Linked DNA regions of Homo sapiens: region 1 is linked to region 2. Evidence: read pairs that join two places in POLR2A ChIA-PET (ENCODE). Cell type or tissue: PC-9. All regions are shown on one strand. Links, peaks and the distances in the headings refer to the core of each region. The heading gives the core; the rest is flanking DNA.

Region 1 (9,151 bases), core at 468-8,467, 68 kb before region 2:
TACATAGTTATACATGTGCCATGATGGTTTGCTGCACCCATCAACTCGTCATTTATGTTAGGTATTTCTCCTAATGCTATCCCTCCCCCAGCTTCCTGCCCCCTGAGAGGCCCCCGTGTGTGATGTTCCCTGCCCTATGTCCAAGTGTTCTAAGTTTTCAATTCCCATCTGTGAGTGAGAACATGCAGTGTTTGGTTTCCTGTCCTTCTGAAAATTTGCTGAGAATGATGGTTTCCAGCTTCATCCATGTCTCTGCAAAGGATATGAACTCATCCTTTTTTATGGCTGCATAGTATTCCATGGTGTATATGTGCCACATTTTCTTAATCCAGTCTATTATTGATGGGCATTTGAGTTCATTCCAATCTTTGCTATTGTGAATAGTGCTGCAATAAACATACCTGTGCATGTGTCTTTATAGCAGCATGATTTATAATCCTTTGGGTATATATCCAGCAATGGAATCACTGGGTCAAATGTTATTTCTAGTCCTAGATCCTTGAGGAATTGCCACACTGTCTTCCACAATGGTTGAACTAATTTACACTCCCACCAAGTGTAAAAGCGTTCCTATTTCTCCACATCCTCTCCAGCATCTGTTGTTTTCTGACTTTTTAATCATTGCCATTCTAACTGGTGTGAGATGGTATCTCATTGTGGTTTTGATTTGCATTTCTCTGATGACCAGTGATGATGAGCATTTTTTCATGTGTCTGTGGGATGCATAAATGTCTTCTTTTGAGAAGTGTCTGTTAATACCCTTTGCCCACTTTTTCACGGGGTTGCCTTTTTCTTGTAAATTTGTTAAATTTCTTTGTAGATTCTGGATGTCAGCCCTTTGTCACATAGGTAGATTACAAAAATTTTCTCCCATTCTGTAGGTTGCCTGTTCACTCTGAGGGTAGTTTCTCTTGCTGTGCAGAAGCTCTTTAGTTTAATCAGATCCTATTTGTCAATTTTGGCTTTTGTTGCCCTTGCTTTTGGTGTTTTAGTCATGACGTCCTTGCCCATGCCTATGTCTGGAATGGTATTGCCTAGGTTTTCTTCTAGGGTTTTTATGGTTTTAGGTCTAATATTTAAGTCTTTAATCCATCTTGAATTAATTTCTGTATAAGGTATAAGGAAGGGATCCAGTTTCAGCTTTCTACATATGGCTAGCCAGTTTTCCCAGCACGATTTATTAAACAGGGAATCCTTTCCCCATTGCTAGTTTTTGTCAGGTTTGTCGAAGACCAAATGGTTGTAGGTGTGTGGTGTTACTTCTGAGGCCTCTGTTCTGTTCGATTGGTCTATATATCTGTTTCGGTACCAGTACCGTGCTGTTTTGGTTACTGTAGCCTTGTAGTGTAGTTTGAAGTCAGGTAGCGTGATGCTTCCAGCTTTCTTCTTTTTGCTTAGGATTGTCTTGGCAATGTGGGCTCTTTTTTGGTTCCATATGAACTTTAAAGTAGTTTTTTTCCAATTCTGTGAAGAAAGTCAGTGGTAGCTTGATGCGGATAGCATTGAATCTATAAATTACCTTGGGCAGTATGGCCATTTTCATGATATTGATTCTTTCTATCCATGAGCATAGAATGTTCTTCCATTTGTTTGTCTCTTCTTTTATTTCCTTGAGCAGTGGTTTGTAGTTCTTCTTGAAGAGGTCCTTCACATCCCTTGTAAGTTGTATTCCTAGGTATTTTATTCTCTTTGTAGCAATTGTGAATGGGAGTTCACTCATTATTTGGCTCTCTGTTATTGGTGTATAGGAATACTTTTGATTTTTGCACATTGATTTTGTATCCTGAGAATTTGCCTAATTTGCTTATCAACTTAAGGAGATTTTGGACTGAGACGATGGGGTTTTCTAAATATACAATCACGTAATCTGCAAACTTTGACTTCCACTTTTCATAATTGAATATCTTTTATTTCTTTCTCTTGCCCGATTGCCCTGGCCAGAACTTCCAACACTATGTTAAATAGGAGTGGTGAGAGAGGGCATCCTTGTCTTGTGCCGGTTTTCAAAGGGAATGCTTCCAGTTTTTTCCCATTCAGTATAATATTGGCTGTGGGTTTGTCATAAATAGCTCTTATTATTTTGAGATACGTTCCATCAATGTCTAGTTCATTGTGAGTTTTTAGCATGAAGGGCTGTTGAATTTTGTCGAAGGCCTTTTCTGCATCTAATGAGACAATCATGTGGTTTTTGTCATTGGTTCTGTTTATGTGATGTATTATGTTTATTGATTTGCATATGTTGAACCAGCCTTGCATCCCGGGGATGAAGCCGACTTGATCTTGGCGGATAAGCTTTTTGATGTGCTGCTGGATTCGGTTTGCCAGTATTTTATTGAGGATATTCGCATCCATATTGATCAGGGATGTTGGTCTAAAATTCCCTTTTTTTGTTGTGTCTCTGCCACGCTTTGGTATCAGGGTGATGTTGCCTCATAAAATGAATTAGGGAGGATTCCCTCTTTCTCTATTGATTGGAATAGTTTCAGAAGGAATGGTACTATCTCCTCTTCGTACCTCTGGTAGAATTCGGATGTGATCCATCTAGTCCTGGACTTTTTTGTTCAGTAGGCTATTAGTTATTGCCTCAATTTCAGAGCCTGTTATTGGTCTATTCAGAGATTCAAGTTCTTCCTGGTTTAGTCTTGGGAGGGTGTACGTGTCCAGGAATTCATCCATTTCTTCTAGATTTTCTAGTTTATTTGCGTAGAGGTTTTTATAGTATTCTCTGATGGTAGCTTGTATTTGTGTGGGATCGGTGGTGATATCCCCTTTGTCATTTTTTATTGCGTCTGTTTGATTCTTCCCTCTTTTGTTCTTTATTGGTCTTGCTAGCAGTCTATCAATTTTGTTGATCTTTTCAAAAAACCAGCTCCTGGATTCATTGATTTTTTTGAAGGGTTTTTTGTGTCCCTATTTCTTTCAGTTCTGCTCTGATCTTAGTTATTTCTTGCCTTCTGCTAGCTTTTGAATGTGTTTGCTCTTGCTTCTCTAGTTCTTTTAATTGTGATGGTAGGATGTCAATTTTAGATCTTTTCTGCTTTCTCTTGTGGGCATTTAGTGCTATAAATTTCCGCCTACACACTGCATTAAATGTGTCCCAGAGATTCTGTTACGTTGTATCTTTGTTCTCACTGGTTTCAAAGAACATCTTTGTTTCTGCCTTCATTTCATTATTTACCTAGTAGTCATTTAGGAGCAGTTGTTCAGCGTTTATGTAGTTGTGCAGTTTTGAGTGAGTTTCTTAATCCTGAGTTCTAAGTTGATTGCACTGTGGTCTGAGAGACAGTTTGTTGTGATTTCTGTTCTTTTACATATGCTAAGGAATTCTTTACTTCCAATTATGTCGTCAATTTTAGAATAAGTGCAATGTGGTACTGAGAAGAATATGTATTCTGTTGATTTGGGGTGAAGAGTTCTGTAGATGTCTATTAGGTCCCCTTGGTGCAGAGCTGCATTCAAGTCCTGGATATCCTTCTCTCTCTTGGTTAACCTTCTCTCTCATTGATCAGTCTAATATTGACAGTGGGGTGTTAAGGTCTCCCATTACTACTGTGTGGGAGTCTACGTCTCTTTGTAGGTCTCTAAAGACTTGCTTTATGAATCTGGGTGTTCCTGTATTGGGTGCATATATATTTAGGATAGTTAGCTCTCCTTGTTGAATTGTTCCCTTTACCATTATGTGATGGCCTTTTTTGTTTCTCCCTCTCTCTCTTTTTTTTTTTTTTTTTTTTTTTTTTTGCCTCTCTCGCAGTCTGAAGGGCAGTGGCTCGATTTCGGCCCAATGCAAGCTCCGCCTTCCCCGGGTTCATGCCATTCTCCTGCCTCAGCCTCTCGAGTAGCTGGGACTACAGGCACCCACCCCCATGCCCAGCTAATTTTTTGTATTTTTCGTAGAGTCCGGGTTGCACCATGTTAGCCAGGATGGTCTCAATCTCCTGACCTTGTGATCTGCCCGCCTTGGCCTTTCAAAGTGCTGTTTGTCTCTTTTGACTTTTGTTGGTTTAAAGTCTGTTTTATCAGAGACTAGGATTGCAATGCCTGCTTTTTTTGCTTTCCATTTGCTTGGTAGATCTTCCTCCTTCCCTTTGTTTTGAGCTATGTGTGTCTCTGCATGTGAGATGGGTCTCCTGAACACAGCACACTGATGGGTCTTGACTCTATCCAATTTGCCAGTCTGTGTCCTTTAATTGGGGCATTTAGCTCATTTACATTTAAGGTTAATATTGTTATGTGTGAATATGATCCTGTCATTATGATGTTAGCTGGTTAATTTGCCCGTTAATTGATGCAGTTTCTTCATAGCATCAATGGTCTTTACAATTTGGCATGTTTTTGCAGTGGCTAGTACTGGTTGTTCCTTTCTATATTTAGTGCTTCCTTCAGGAGCTCTTGTAAGGCAGGCCTGGTGGTGGCAAAATCTCTCAGCATTTGGTTGTCTGTAAAGGATTATTTCTCCTTCACTTATGAAGCTTAGTTTGGCTGGATATGAAATTCTGGGTTGAAAATTCTTTTCTTTAAGAATGTTGAATATTGACCCCCACTCTCTTCTGGCTTGTAGGGTTTCTGCCGATAGATGCACTGTTAGTCTGATGGGCTTCCCTTTGTGGGTAACCTGACCTTTCTCTCTGGCTGCACTTAACATTTTTTCCTTTATTTCAACCTTGGTGAATCTGACAATTACGTGTCTTGGGGTTGCTCTTCTCAAGCAGTATCTTTGTGGTGCTCTCTGTATTTCCTGAATTTGAATGTTGGTCTGCCTTGCTAGGTTGGGGAAGTTCTCCTGGATAATATCCTGAAGAGTGTTTTCCAACTTGGTTTCATTCTCCCCGTCACTTTCCGGTACACCAATCAAATGTAGATTTGGTCTTTTCACATGGTCCCATATTTCTTGGAGGCTTTGTTTGTTTCTTTTTACTCTTTTTTCTCTAAACTTCTCCCCTCGCTATATTTCATTAATTTGATCTTCTATCACTGATACCCTTTCTTCCACTTGATTGAATCGGCTATTGAAGCTTGTGCATGTGTCACGACATTCTTGTGCCATGGTTTTCAGCTCTGTCAGGTCATTTAAGGTCTTCTCTACACTGTTTATTCTAGTTAGTTGTTCGTCCAACCTTTTTTCAAGATTTTTAGATTCCTTGCCATGGGTTAGAACATGCTTCTTTAGCTTGGAGAAGTTTGTTACTACTGACCTTCTGAAGCCTACTTCTGTCAGTTTGTCAAAGTCATTCTGCATCTAGCTTTGTTTCATTGCTGGTGAGGAGCTGCGATCCTTTGGAGAAGAAGAGGCACTCTGGTTTTTAGAATTTTCAGCTTTTCTGCTCTGGTTTCTCCCCATCTTTATGTATTTATCTACCTTTGGTCTCTGATGTTTTTGACCTACAGTTGGGGTTTTGGTGTAGGTGTCCTTTTTGTGGATGTTGAAACTATTCCTTTCTGTTTCTTAGTTTTTCTTCTAACAGTCAGGTCCCTCAGCTGCAGGTCCATTGGAGTTTGCTGGAGGTCCACTCCAGACCCTGTTTGCCTGCGTATCACCAGTGGAGGCTGCAGAACAGTAAATATTGCAGAACAGCAAATATTGCTGTCTGTTCCTTTTTCTGGAAGCTTCATCCCAGAGGGGCATCCACCTGTATGAGGTGTCTGTCGGCCCCAGTGGGAGGTGTCTTCCAGTTAGGCTACATGATTGTCAGGGACCTACTTGAGGAGGCAGTCTGTCCATTCTCAAAGCTCAAATGCCGTGCTGGGAGAACCACTGCTCTCTTCAGAGCTATCAGACAGGGACATTTAAGTCTGTAGAAGTTGTCCGCTGCCATTTGTTCAACTATGCCCTGCCCACAGAGGTGGAGTGTATAGATGCAGTAGGCCTTCCCGAGCTGTGGTGGGCGCTGCCCAGTTCAAGTTTCCTGGCCGCTTTGTTTACCTACATAAGCCTCAGTAATGGCGGATACCCCTCCCCCAGCCAAGCTGCAGCCTCACAGGTCCATCTCAGACTGCTTCACTAGCAGTGAGCCATGTTCCGTGGGCATGTGACCCCCCGAGCCAGGCGTGGGAGAAAATCTCCTGGTCTGCTGGTTGCTAAGACCATGGGAAAAGCACAGTATTTGGGCCGGAATGTCCCATTTTTCCAGGTACAGTCTGTTACTGCTTCCCTTGGCTAGGAAAGGGAAATCCCCCTGACCCCTTGCGCTTCCTGGGTGAGGTGACGCCCTGCCCTGCTTTGGCTTACCCACTGTGGGCTGCACCCACTGTCTAACCAATCCCAATGAGATGAACTGGGTACTTTAGTTGGAAATGCAGAAATCACCAGTCTTCTACGTGGATCACACTTGGATCTGCAGACTGGAGCTGTTCCTATTTGGCTGTCTTGGAACAGAAACCAAGAAATTTTTGCTTAGACCAGCTTAGACCAATGTCCTAGAGATTTTCCCTTATATTTTCTGTAGTAGTTTCATAATCTGGAGTCTTAGATTTAAGTCTTTCATCCATTTTGATTTGATTTTTGTATATGGCAAGGGTTAGTTGTCTAGTTTTATTCTTCTGCATATGGAAATCCAGTTTTCCCAGCACCATTTATTGAAGAGACTGTCTTTTCCCCAGTGTATGTTCTTGGCACTTTTGTTAAAAATTAGTTCACTGTAGGTGTGTAGATTTGTTTCTGGGTTTTCTATTCTGTTCCATTGGTCTATGTGTTTTTATGTCAGAACCATACTGTTTTGTTTACTCTGTCTCTGTAGTATAATTTAAAGTGAAGTAAAGAGATTCCTCCAGTTTTGTTCTTTTTGCTTAGGGTAACTTTGGTTCTTCTGAATCTCTTCTGGTTCCATATACATTTTGGGATTGTTTTTTCTATTTCTGTGAAGAATGTCATTGTTATTTTGATAGAGATTGCATTGAATCTGTATATTGCTTTGGGTAGCACCTACATTTTTACAATATTGACTCTTCCAATCCATGAACAAGGACTGTCTTTTCATTTTTTGGTGTTCTCTTTAATTTCTGTCATCAGTGTTTTATAGTTTTCTTTGGTTAAATTAATCTCTTGGTATTTAATTTCATCTGTAGCTGTGATAAATGGGAGTGTTTTCTAAAATTTCTTTTTCAGATTTTTCACTGTTGTCATATAGAAATGCTACTGATTTTTGTATGTTGATTTTGTATCCTGCAACCTTACTGAATTTATCAATTCTAACAGTTTTTTTGTGTGTATGTGGAATCTTCAGGTTTTTCCAAATATGTGATCATATCATCTGCAAACAAGGATAATTTGACTTCTTCCATTCCAGTTTGGATGCCCTTTATTTCTTTCTCTTGTCCGATTGCTCTGGCTAGTACTTCCAGTACTATGTTGAATAACAGTGGTGCAAGTGGGCATCCTTGTTGTTTTCCAGATCTTAGAGGAAAGGCTTTCAGTTTTTCCCCATTCAGTATGATGTTTGTTGTGGGTCTCTCATATGTGGCTTTTATTATGTTAATGTACATTCCTTCTATACCCAATTTTTTGAGTGTTTTTATCATGAAGGGATGTTAAATTTCATCAAATGCATTTTCAGCATCTATTGAAATGATCATATGGTTTTTGTCCTTCACTCTGTTGATGTGATGTATCACATTGATTGATTTGCGTATGTTGAATCATCCTTGCATCCCAGGGATAAATCCCACTTAGTCATGATGCATGATCTTTTTAACGTATTGTTGACCACGTTTGCTAGTATTTTGTTGAGGATTTTTGCATCAATATGCATCAGAGATATTGGCCTACAGTTTTCTTTTTTTGATGTGTCTTGGTCTTGTTTTGGTATTATGATAATACTGGCCTTGTAGAATGTGTTTGGAAGTCTTCCCTCTTCTTCTGTTTTCCAGAATAGTTTGAGTAGGATTGGTATTTGTTCTTCTATAAATATTTATTAGAATTCAGTAGTGAAGCCATCAGGTCCAAGGCTTTTCTTTACTGGGATACTTTTTATTATGGCTTCGATTTCTTTACTTGCTCTTGGTCTGTTCAGGTTTTAGATTTCTTCCTGGCTCAATCTCAGTAGGTTGTTTGTGTCTAGGAATGTGTCCATTTCTTCTAGATTTGTCAATTTATTGGCATATAGTTGCTCATAGTAGCCACTAATAATCCTTTGAATTTCTGTCATATTGTTTATAGTATCTCTTTTCATCTTTGAGTTTACTTATTTGGATTTTCTCTCCTTTTTTCTTAGTCTGGCTTTTGTTATATTGATCTCTTGTATTTTTTTTCATTTCAAATTTATTCATTTCTGCTCTGATCTTTATTGTTTCTTCTACTAATTTTGGGTTTGGTTTGCTCTTTCTTTTCTAGTTCTTTAAGATGCATTGTTAGGTTGTTTGTTTGAGTTTTTCTTCTTTTTTGCTGTAGGCTCTTACCGCTATAAACTTCCCTCTTAGTACTACTTTTGCTGTATCCTGTAGTCAATGTTGTGTTTCCATTATCATTTGTTTCAAGAAGTTTTTCAGTTTTCTTCTTAATTTCTTCATCGACCCCCTGGTCATTCAGGAGCATATTGTTTAATTTTGGTGTGTTTGTGTAGTTTCCAGAATTCCTCCTGTTATTAATTTCTAGTTTTCTTCTATTGTGGTTAGAGAAGATGTTTGATATTATTTCAGTTTTTTTAATGTTTTAAGACTTGTTTTGTGACCTAACATATGATCTACCCATGAGAATGATCCTTGTGCTGAGGAAAAGAATGTGCATTCTGCGGCCGTTGGACGAAATGTTCCGTAACTGTCTAGTAGATCCATTTAGTCTGTAGTTCAGATTCAGTCCGAAGTTTCTTTGTTGATTTTCTTTATGGAAAATATGTTCATCTCTGAAAGTGGGATGTTGATATATCCAGCTATTATTGTATTGGAGCCTATATCTCTCTTTAGCTCTAATAATACTTGCTTTATATATATATGGATGCTCGAATGTTGAGTGCATATATATTTAAAATTGCTGCATCCTCTTGCTGAATTGACCACTTTATCATTATATAATGACCTTGTTTGTCTTTCCTTAGAGTTTTTGTCTTGAAATTTGTTTTGTCTGATATAAGCATAGCTACTCCTGCCCTTTCTGTATCATTTTAGTGACAAATTTAACAATTAAAAATATAAACATTTTGACAAATGAATTTGGTGAGAA
Region 2 (9,151 bases), core at 516-8,515:
GTTGTTTTAGGTATATTCAGTTCTTAGCACAGTGTTTGGTTTATTGTTATTGATCAACCAATGTTAAGATATATTTCTTTTTAAAACAAAAGATCATTGAGGTAGGAGCAGAACCAAAAAATATATCACTGAAACCAAAGAAGATTTCCCATAGGAAAAAAGAGTCAAATGTTACTAAGTGGTTAACTATGATAAGGACCAAAGGTATCCTTTACATTGGAAATTCGGTGGCCATTAGTGACTTCCACAGAGTAGTTTAGTCAACAGAGTATTAGATATAGACATCAGTTTTCTGTGAATTGAAGAGTAATTAGGAGGTAAAGAAGCATAGCAATTTGGACAATAGAGCAGTCCTTGAAGAAACTTGAGTAAGAAAGGTGGTAATGATAATTGAGAAGAGAGGAAACGTAGGTTAAGGATTTTTGTTTTTGAAAAATAGCAAATACTTGAGTATATTTATGGCTAATTTGAGGAAGCCACAATAAAGAATTCTTATAGAGCAAGATTCCAGAGGAGGTAGGAAGGGATGGAATTTAGAGTATCTGCAGAAAAGTTCACCTTGAACAAAAAGCTGGCCAAATTGTGATCAGAGACAGGAGTAAAGGAATTAAGAATAGCTATATTTGTAAATTTGAGGCCACAATTAGTATTAACCACACCTCCAACCCCCTACATAAAGTAGGGGTCAGTGTTGGCTTCTGAACATGAGAGGGTGGGCAGATCACCTGAGGTCAGGAGTTCAAGACCACCCTGGCCAACATGATGAAACCCTGTCTCTACTAAAAATACAAAAAATTAGCCAGGTGTAGTGGCGGACACCTGTAATCCCAGCTACTCAGGAGGCTGAGGCAGGAGAATCACTTGAGGTGGAGGTTGCAGTGAGCCAAGATTGCACCATTGCACTCCAGCCTGGGCAACAAGAGTGAAACTCTGTCTCAAAATATACATATATATATATATATATATATATACACACACACATACATATATAATATGTATATATGTATATATATATATTATATATGTGTATATATATATGCACACAAGTATGTATAATTCAAGAGCTGAAGAGACAGGAGATTGAAGTCGGAAAGTGGAATGTTACTATTTAAGTGAAATGCTTAAATGAAGTGAAGCACTCAGTTCTGAGCATGACCCAAAAACAGATAAATCGTACATATTGAATGAAGATATATCATAAGAAGAGACCTGCACAATGTGTGATGCATGGAAGAATGTTTGGTATCCACTCAAAAATTTAAGGGAAGTTGCATCTTCCAGGGAGATTCCATGTTTCTCCTAAAACAAAAAGATACAGAGAACTTTCCTGCATCGCTGATGGGAATGTAAATTGATGCAGTCACTGTGGCAGACAATTTGGTGGTTCCTCAAAGGTCAAACACAGAATTACCATATGATCTAGCAAGCCCACTCCTAGGTATATACCCAAAAGAATTGAAAGTAAGGACAAGCAGTTACTGTACACCGATGTTTATGAAAGCATTGTTCATATTAACCAAAAGGTGGAAACCACCCAAGTGTCCCTCAGCAGATGAATAAACAAAATGTGGTATATACAGAGAATGGAACATTATCCAGCTATTCATTATTCAAAAACAAATGAAATTCTAATACATGCTGCAACATGGACAAACCTAAAGACATTATGCTAAGCGAAATAAACCAGATAAGAAAGAAAGATTGTATGATTCCACTTATATGAGGTACTTAAAATAGCCAAGTTCATAGAGACAGAAAATAAAATAGAGGTTACCCGGAGTTGGAGAAGGGGAATACGGAGTTATAAGAGTGGGGAATTATATGATTTACATAGAGTGGGATGATGAAAAGTTGTGGAAATGAATAATGGTGACAATTGTACAATATTGTCAGTATACTTACTGCCAGTAAGTTGTGCAGTTAAAATGATTAAAATAGTAAATTTTATGTTGTCATTTTACCACACATTTTTTTAAAGGTACAGAGAACACTCTGTGAGGATATACAGAAATTTATTTTAAATGGGATTAGTTTAAGATTCCTGGGATGTACAACTCTAGGACGGGGGAGGAAATTATGAAAAAAACCAAGCTTAAGTTTCCTGCAAGCTCAAAGTCTACTTTAATTTGATTTAAATGAAAGTAAACAGTATTTCTTACACACCTGGTAAATGGTGCTTACAAATCTGTATGTGAAACACAACTAATTCATAGAAATATTAGTTTTTTCTACTAATTTTCCTATGTTATAGAGGAAATGAAAAGGTTCCATTTTATGTGAAGGAACCTAAAACTAACTGTAATTTTCAGATAGATTAAATGGATAGATAGAACTCATAGATAATGGATTATGTCTGGCAAGCAATACTTACAGCTATCCAAATCAGTTTACATTTACATATACATTTATACATGTATATTGTCATATTAGAGAAAGTTATTTACCAATATTTAAGAAAAAAATAAGGCTGGGAAAATATAGGATTAGGACAGGTAGCTAGAGCCTGGAGTGAGTCAGAATACAGCCGGCATGTATACTGTGAAGCAGCAAAAGAGAAAACTTCAAGTCTGACTCTCAACTCTCCAACAGCCAAAACAATGGAGGATGTATGATCAGCTCTTCGTTTTAGGGGCAGATTAAAATATGATGATGGCTTTCATTCTACCTTTCCTTTGATTTTACTAATTAGTGGCCGGGCATGGTGGCTCACGCCTGTAACCCCAGCACTTTGGGAGGCTGGCGGATCACTTGAGTCCAGGAGTTCAAGACCAGCCTGGGCAACATGACCAAACCCCATCTCTACAAAAAATACAAAATTTAGCAAGGCATGGCGTGTGCCTGTAATCCCAGCTACTCGGGAGGCTGAGGTGGGAGGATCACTTGAGCCCAAGAGGCAGAGGTTGCCGTGGGTGGAGATCACACCAGTGTACTCCAGCCTGGGAAACAGAGTGAGACTCTGTCTCCCCAGTTTTTTTCTTCTTTACTAATTAGTGATACTGGCCTTTTTTTTAAAAAAGTGGGTTTTTTTCCAAAAATCTTTTTTTTTTTTTTTTTCTGGTTTAGTGTAAGAGCTACTGCTGGTAAAAACATTCCATTCCCTTGTATGGAAATAAGGAAACTGGAAATATGGAAATACAGGTTTATGAGTTTCTTTATTCTGTTTGTTTCCTTTGAGTTTTAGAATATTTTGAGTGCTAAGAAAATGAAGTGTTGGTCTTTTGTTTCTTTTGGCAGTTAGGAGCAGTGGCCAGTGAGATGGGAGGATAGAGATATTAAACTTACCACTGTAGCTGATAGCTCTTATGCATTAAAACAGAAAAGATAGCAGGAGAGGACTAACAATACAAAGATTTAAAATAAATTCCACATATTATAAAAGTGCTATTAGTAAATATTAGTACCTCCTGATTGCTATAGCAAATGCTAAATCCATTTGCAACACTTTCATTAATCTAAATCTAGACAGTTTCATCAAGAAAGAATCTTAAACTTGTAGGGATTAGATTTGTATTTAGTAATGATTTTTTTCCTGTTGTTATAAACCTGTAGTGCTGCATTCCTAAGTTCAGGAGGCATAATAATAACAAACTCTTTTCTAATTGAGGGAATGCCTGTTTCGATGTTTGCTGATTTTATAGTGCTTCCTTATATTTTCTTTCACTTAAAGAAAGTGTAAATTAAAGTGTTTAGACAAGAATTAGACCTTGTTGTTTGGAGCCAGTAGTATAGGATTTATTATACATATTATAATTAACAAGTCAGTGTGTTTTAAATTTTTATTATATTTTGTGTGATTCCATGTGTGAATTTGTAATGCCATTCAGAATATGGTAAAGTTGACATTTTAGAACAAAAATGTTGAAGAGAATTCTTCACTTTTTAAGGTAATTTGTTTCCTGTGATTGAACTAGTATTTTTTGATAATAATTATATGAAATACTTACGTGTTTAACATAGTGAAAAGTGGAATAAACATTAACCCTACTTACTGGGTTTGTAGTATACATTTAAAAGTCATAGAAACCATAAAGATAGAGGCCAGATGAAATATACACAAAAAGAAAGTAAAATTCTTTATTTTTTTCTATATTACTTTAGTAAATTTTATTCAGTATAGGTCCTTTTCTCTTTGTGTACTTTTTTTGGTCTGTGTATATACTGTCCTTAACAGTCAGAAATACTGCTGACTGTCACTAGAATCCATGGGGTTTTTTTGTTTTGTTTTAATGGTAGTGATAGTTTTTTATTGGACCATATGCTTTCTTGGTCAGAACTACGAGTTGATAAGAAAAGTCACTGGTGATTATAGCATGCAAACTATAGCCATGAAGCAATATTTTTCTCAATGCAAATCCCTCACCAAGAGTGGGGTTGAACACTCAATCCTGACCTCGTTAGTTGTATATTCTAATCAGTAGTGTCAGTTGGCCTACCCGGTGACATAAATTTTTTGTCACACCTCTGTTTTCTCTAATAATTAACTATCTATGGAGCTACATTATGGTACCATACTGCAACAGCTGTGATTAAAAAGAACACAAGAAGACTTGAATTACACTTCCATCTTTGGCATTAATCAGATTTTTTTTTGATTACCGTAGACAAGTTTCAACTTTGCTTGATTTCAGCTTCTTTAATTTTGACGTGAAAAGCTTTTTCTACTTCTCACATTTTATGAAATTTGTTACCCCTTTATATGGTAGATTAAATTTTTATTTAGTAACATTTAAAGTCAAACAGTCTTTTTATGCCATTAAGTTGTGTCTATTTTCAGGGCCTTTAAATTTAAAAATTTACAGCTGGCTTCACTGTTCAAGTCACTATATATATATTTATTGGTGACTCTGGAATGTAAAACAAAAAGAAAATTAAAATAGTTTTTTTTTTTAAAAAAAAGTATACATTTTCTGTATGTCCAGTGATTTGGACTATATTTATTAAGCATTTGTCTCTTCTTCCTCTCAACTTATAGAATGTGGCATTTACTAAGCTACTTCTGAATGTCGATTGCCTCACCTGTAAACAGCAATAGTATCTAACCTGCTTAATATGAAAATCAGTGAGATGATACATCTGAATGTTTTTGAAAACTGTGAAGCACTGTGCAAAGGAGATATATTAATAAATGTAATTTATAAAATCACTTACAAATGTTTGCTGTCTTGAGACATAAGACAATTAAATTAGTAAAGAGGCTATTGCTACTGAAGTAAATTTGTATCTTCTATAGCTTTCTATCCAGAAGGACGTTTTTTGGCATTATCAGTTTTCACAATTTTCTGCGCCTTATTCAACACAGTAAGCTATAAGAATAAAACTAAATTTCAACATGTATAGCTCTCAACTGCTAATTGTTATTCTACAAAGTGACTCAACCTCCTTTTAAGAGCATTTAACAAAATATTTTGTCACTTAATGGTTGTGCCTAGCAAAGGACCCAGAGTTTGTATTAGAATGGGCTTGCTAATTATAGGTCCTGGAATTTGATGTTTCTAAACGTTGTTTCTATTAGCTTGAGAAAAATACAGTTTTATATTTTGTTAGATTAAAAAAGTGCAGTGTTTCCCTTGGTCTTGGCACTCAGAATCACTATTATTATAGGTCCACAGGTGGCAATTGCCTCCTACATAGGTAATCTTTGATTCATCGCTTTCTTAAATTTAATTTATAACGAGCTTTTGCTAGATTTTTCCTTGCAATCATTGTCACTTTTGCCTTTGCCTACTTAGACTACACCTGAATAATTTCATGCCCAAGCTTTTTTTGCTACTTTGTTTACTTGTCTTCTCCATCCTTACTTCTCTTAAGATTCCTGAAACTTTATTTTCACCCTCTGATTCAGCCATCAATAGTATTTAACAATACCACATTACATATATAATAAAGTCCGAACTCTTTAATGTAACGTTCATGAACTTCCTTGATATTGCTGCCATCTCTGTTTCTTTTTTTTTTTTTTTTTTTTTTTTTTTGAGACAGAGTCTTGCTCTGTCGCCCAGGCTGGAGTGCAGTGGCGCGATCTCAGCTCACTGCAAGCTCCACCTCCCAGGTTCACACCATTCTCCTGCCTCAGCCTCCCAACTAGCTGGGACTACAGGCACCCGCCACCATGCCTGGCTAATTTTTTTTTTTTTGTACTTTTAGTAGGAACGGGGTTTCACCATGTTAGCCAGGATGGTCTCGGTCTCCTGACCTCGTGATCCGCTCGCCTCAGCCTCCCAAAGTGCTGGGATTACAGGCGTGAGCCACTACGCCCGGCCCTGTTTCTAGTTTAGTATTTCACCAATCATCTTTTTGCTTCCCAGTTTCATTCATATTTGTGTCACTGGTATACTGCTTCACACATAGTAAGCGCTCAACAAATATTTGTTACACTGAATTGACTATTTTGTGCACTCCCAAAATAGATTGTTCAATATTCCATGGACACACCCAACAATTTCCCACTTCAGTGCTTTCTCATGTCGTCATTTCCTCCTGGACTACTCCATCTCTGCCTATCCCATTTTTATTGAGGCTTCACATCATAATTTAAGTAACAGCTATTCTATTAATCCTTTTCTAATCTTGTCCGTTAGAAGTGATCTCACTGTGTAAAATTCCTACCATAGTTATTCACAGTGGCTCTCTTGCAATACATACCTCATGCCTTCTAGTCCAATAGTTCTATGAATATGTGTCTTAACTCCCCTACTAGTGCTTCTGTTCTTTATGTATAGCAAGACTTTAGTAAATATATGTCCACAAATGAATAAACAAAGTTAACACTAGATTGAAAGTTTATTCAGATGTACAGTGTCTCCTGCACAATGTTTTTTTGTGTGCATTGCATATAATAAGAACTCATTGATAAATGTGTAAATGAATGAATGATTTTAGATGACATGAACCTAGTCCAGCATGTAGGTTAGTTATTTACACGGATGTGGGTCAAAATGGTGTCTCCATATAATAAAGCAAATATATCACCTACCAAAAAAATTTCTTTTTTTTTTAGACCTACAGTGTTCATATTTGAAAACTATCATTGGAAACATTTGTTTGGATTTTACCTTTCTTAAAATTTAGAATTAAAAAAAAAACTTAGGAAATAGTATCATTATCCACTGTTCATTGCAGCATTATTCTTAGAATGAAAAAATAAAATATTTTCCGTGGTTGCTTTGTTTGGTCTGCATATCATTGGAAAAAATATATTAAATTCATTGCCAAAATGAGATCTAGGAGATCTGGCAATGTGGGACGCTTAGGATTATAGTATGACATGTTTATTATTCAGGGTTCTTCAGAGAAAGAGAACCAATAGACTGTATATAAATAGGGCAAGAGATTCATTTTAAGAAGTTGGCTCAAACAATTGTGGGGCCTGGCAAGTCTGAAAATCTCAGAGCAAGCCATCGGGCTGGAAAACCAGTGAAGGGCTGATGTTGTACTTTTTAAAATTTTTTATTTTTGACTCAGGGTCTCGCTCTGTTTCCTAGGCTGGAGTGCAGTGGTGCAATCATAGCTCACTGCAGCCTCAAACTCCCATGCTGAAATGATCCTCCTGCCTCAGCCTCCTGAGTAGCTAGGACTACAGGCACATGCCACCATGCCTAATTTTTTTTTTTAATTATACTTTCAGTTCTGGGATACATGTGCAGAGTGCAGGTTTGTTACACAGGTATACATGTACCATGGTGGTTTGCTGCACCCATCAACCCATCATCTACATTAGGTATTTCTCCTAATGCTATCCCTCCCCTTGCCCCCCAACCTCCAACAGGCCCCGGTGTGTGATGGTCCCCTTCCTGTGTCCATGTGTTCTCATTGTTCAACTTCCGCTTATGAGTGAGAACTTGCAGTGTTTGGTTTTCTGTTCCTGTGTTAGTTTGCTGAGAATGATGGTCTCCAGCTTCAACAATGTCCCTGCAAAGGACATGAACTCATTCTTGTTTGTTTGTTTTTTTGAGACCAAGTCTCGATCTGTTGCCCAGGCTGGAGTGCAGTGGCGTGATCTCAGCTCACTGCAACCTCTGCCTCCCAGGTTCAAGTGATTCTTCTGCCTCAGCCTCCCAAGTAGCTGGGATTACAGGTGCCCGCCACCATGCCCGGCTAATTTTTGTATTTTTAGTAGAGACGGGGTTTCACCATGTTGGCCAGGCTGGTCTCAAACTCCTTATCTCAGGTGATCCACCTGCCTCGGCCTCCCAAAGTGCCAGGATTACAGGCATGAGCCACCGCACCCGACCCTGAACTCACTCTTCTTTATGGCTGCATAGTAGTCCATGGTGTATATGTGCTACATTTTCTTTATCCCGTCTATCATTGATGGGCATTTGGGTTGGTTCCAAGTGTTTCCTATTGTGAATAGTGCCGCAATAAACATACGTGTGCATGTGTCTTTATCATAAAATGATTTATAATCCTTTGGGTATATACCCAGTAATGGGATCGCTGGATCAAATGGTATTTCTGGTTCTAGATCCTAGAGGAATCACCACACTGTTTTCCAAAATGGTTGAACTAATTTACACTCCCACCAACAGTGTAAAAGCATTCCTATGTCTCCACATCCTCTCCAGCCTCTGTTGTTTCCTGGCTTTTTAATGATCACCATTCTAACTGGCGTGAGATGGTATCTGACTGTGGTTTTGATTTGCATTTCTCTAATGACCAATGGTGATGAGCTTTTTTTCATATGTTTGTTGGCCACATAAGTGTCTTCTTTTGAGAAGTGTCTGTTCATATCCTTCGCTCATTTTTTGATGAGGTTGTTTTTTTTCTTGTAAATTTGTTTAAGTTCCTTGTAGGTTCTGGATATTAGCCCTTTGTTAGATGGATAGATTGCAAAAATTTTCTCCCAAAAATATGGAATGCTTCACGAATTTGTCTGTCATCCTTGCATAGGAGCCATGCTAATCTTCTCTGTATGGTTCTAATTTTAGTATATGTACCCAAGGTGAGCACTAATTTAAAAAAAAAATAGAGGCAAGGTCTCACTATGTTGCCCAGGCTAGTCTTGAACTCCTGAGCTCAAGCAATCCTGTCGCCTCGACTTCCCAGTGTTGGGATTACAGGTGTGAGCCACCGTACTTAGCAGATGTTGTGGCCTTGAGTCTCAAGATGCAGAATTTCTTCTTCCTTAGGGGATCTCTGTCTTCCACTGATT

The links. Peaks named below come from ENCODE experiments on the same cell type or tissue, not always from the same donor. Only the 100,000 strongest peaks of a DNase experiment are listed, where the experiment ranks them.
Region 1: POLR2A ChIA-PET joins it to region 2 with 5 read pairs; 2 of 35 experiments call an interaction of 5 or more read pairs at or near these places.

The regions. Positions count from the first base shown.
Region 1 is chr14:37,357,900-37,367,050 of GRCh38, forward strand. All of the region lies in intron 9 of MIPOL1 (mirror-image polydactyly 1), which reads left to right. Among named protein-coding and RNA genes, the nearest start is that of MIPOL1, 160 kb to the left of the region's middle. In PC-9, for the core only: no CTCF peak of the experiment used is centred there; no DNase peak of the experiment used is centred there.
Region 2 is chr14:37,425,625-37,434,775 of GRCh38, forward strand. The region is part of intron 11 of MIPOL1 (mirror-image polydactyly 1); the gene reads left to right. It also overlaps the pseudogene RNU6-886P. Among named protein-coding and RNA genes, the nearest start is that of FOXA1, 170 kb to the right of the region's middle. In PC-9, for the core only: no CTCF peak of the experiment used is centred there; a DNase peak (open chromatin) is centred at 3,527; H3K4me3 peaks cover 906 bases; H3K27ac peaks cover 1,694 bases.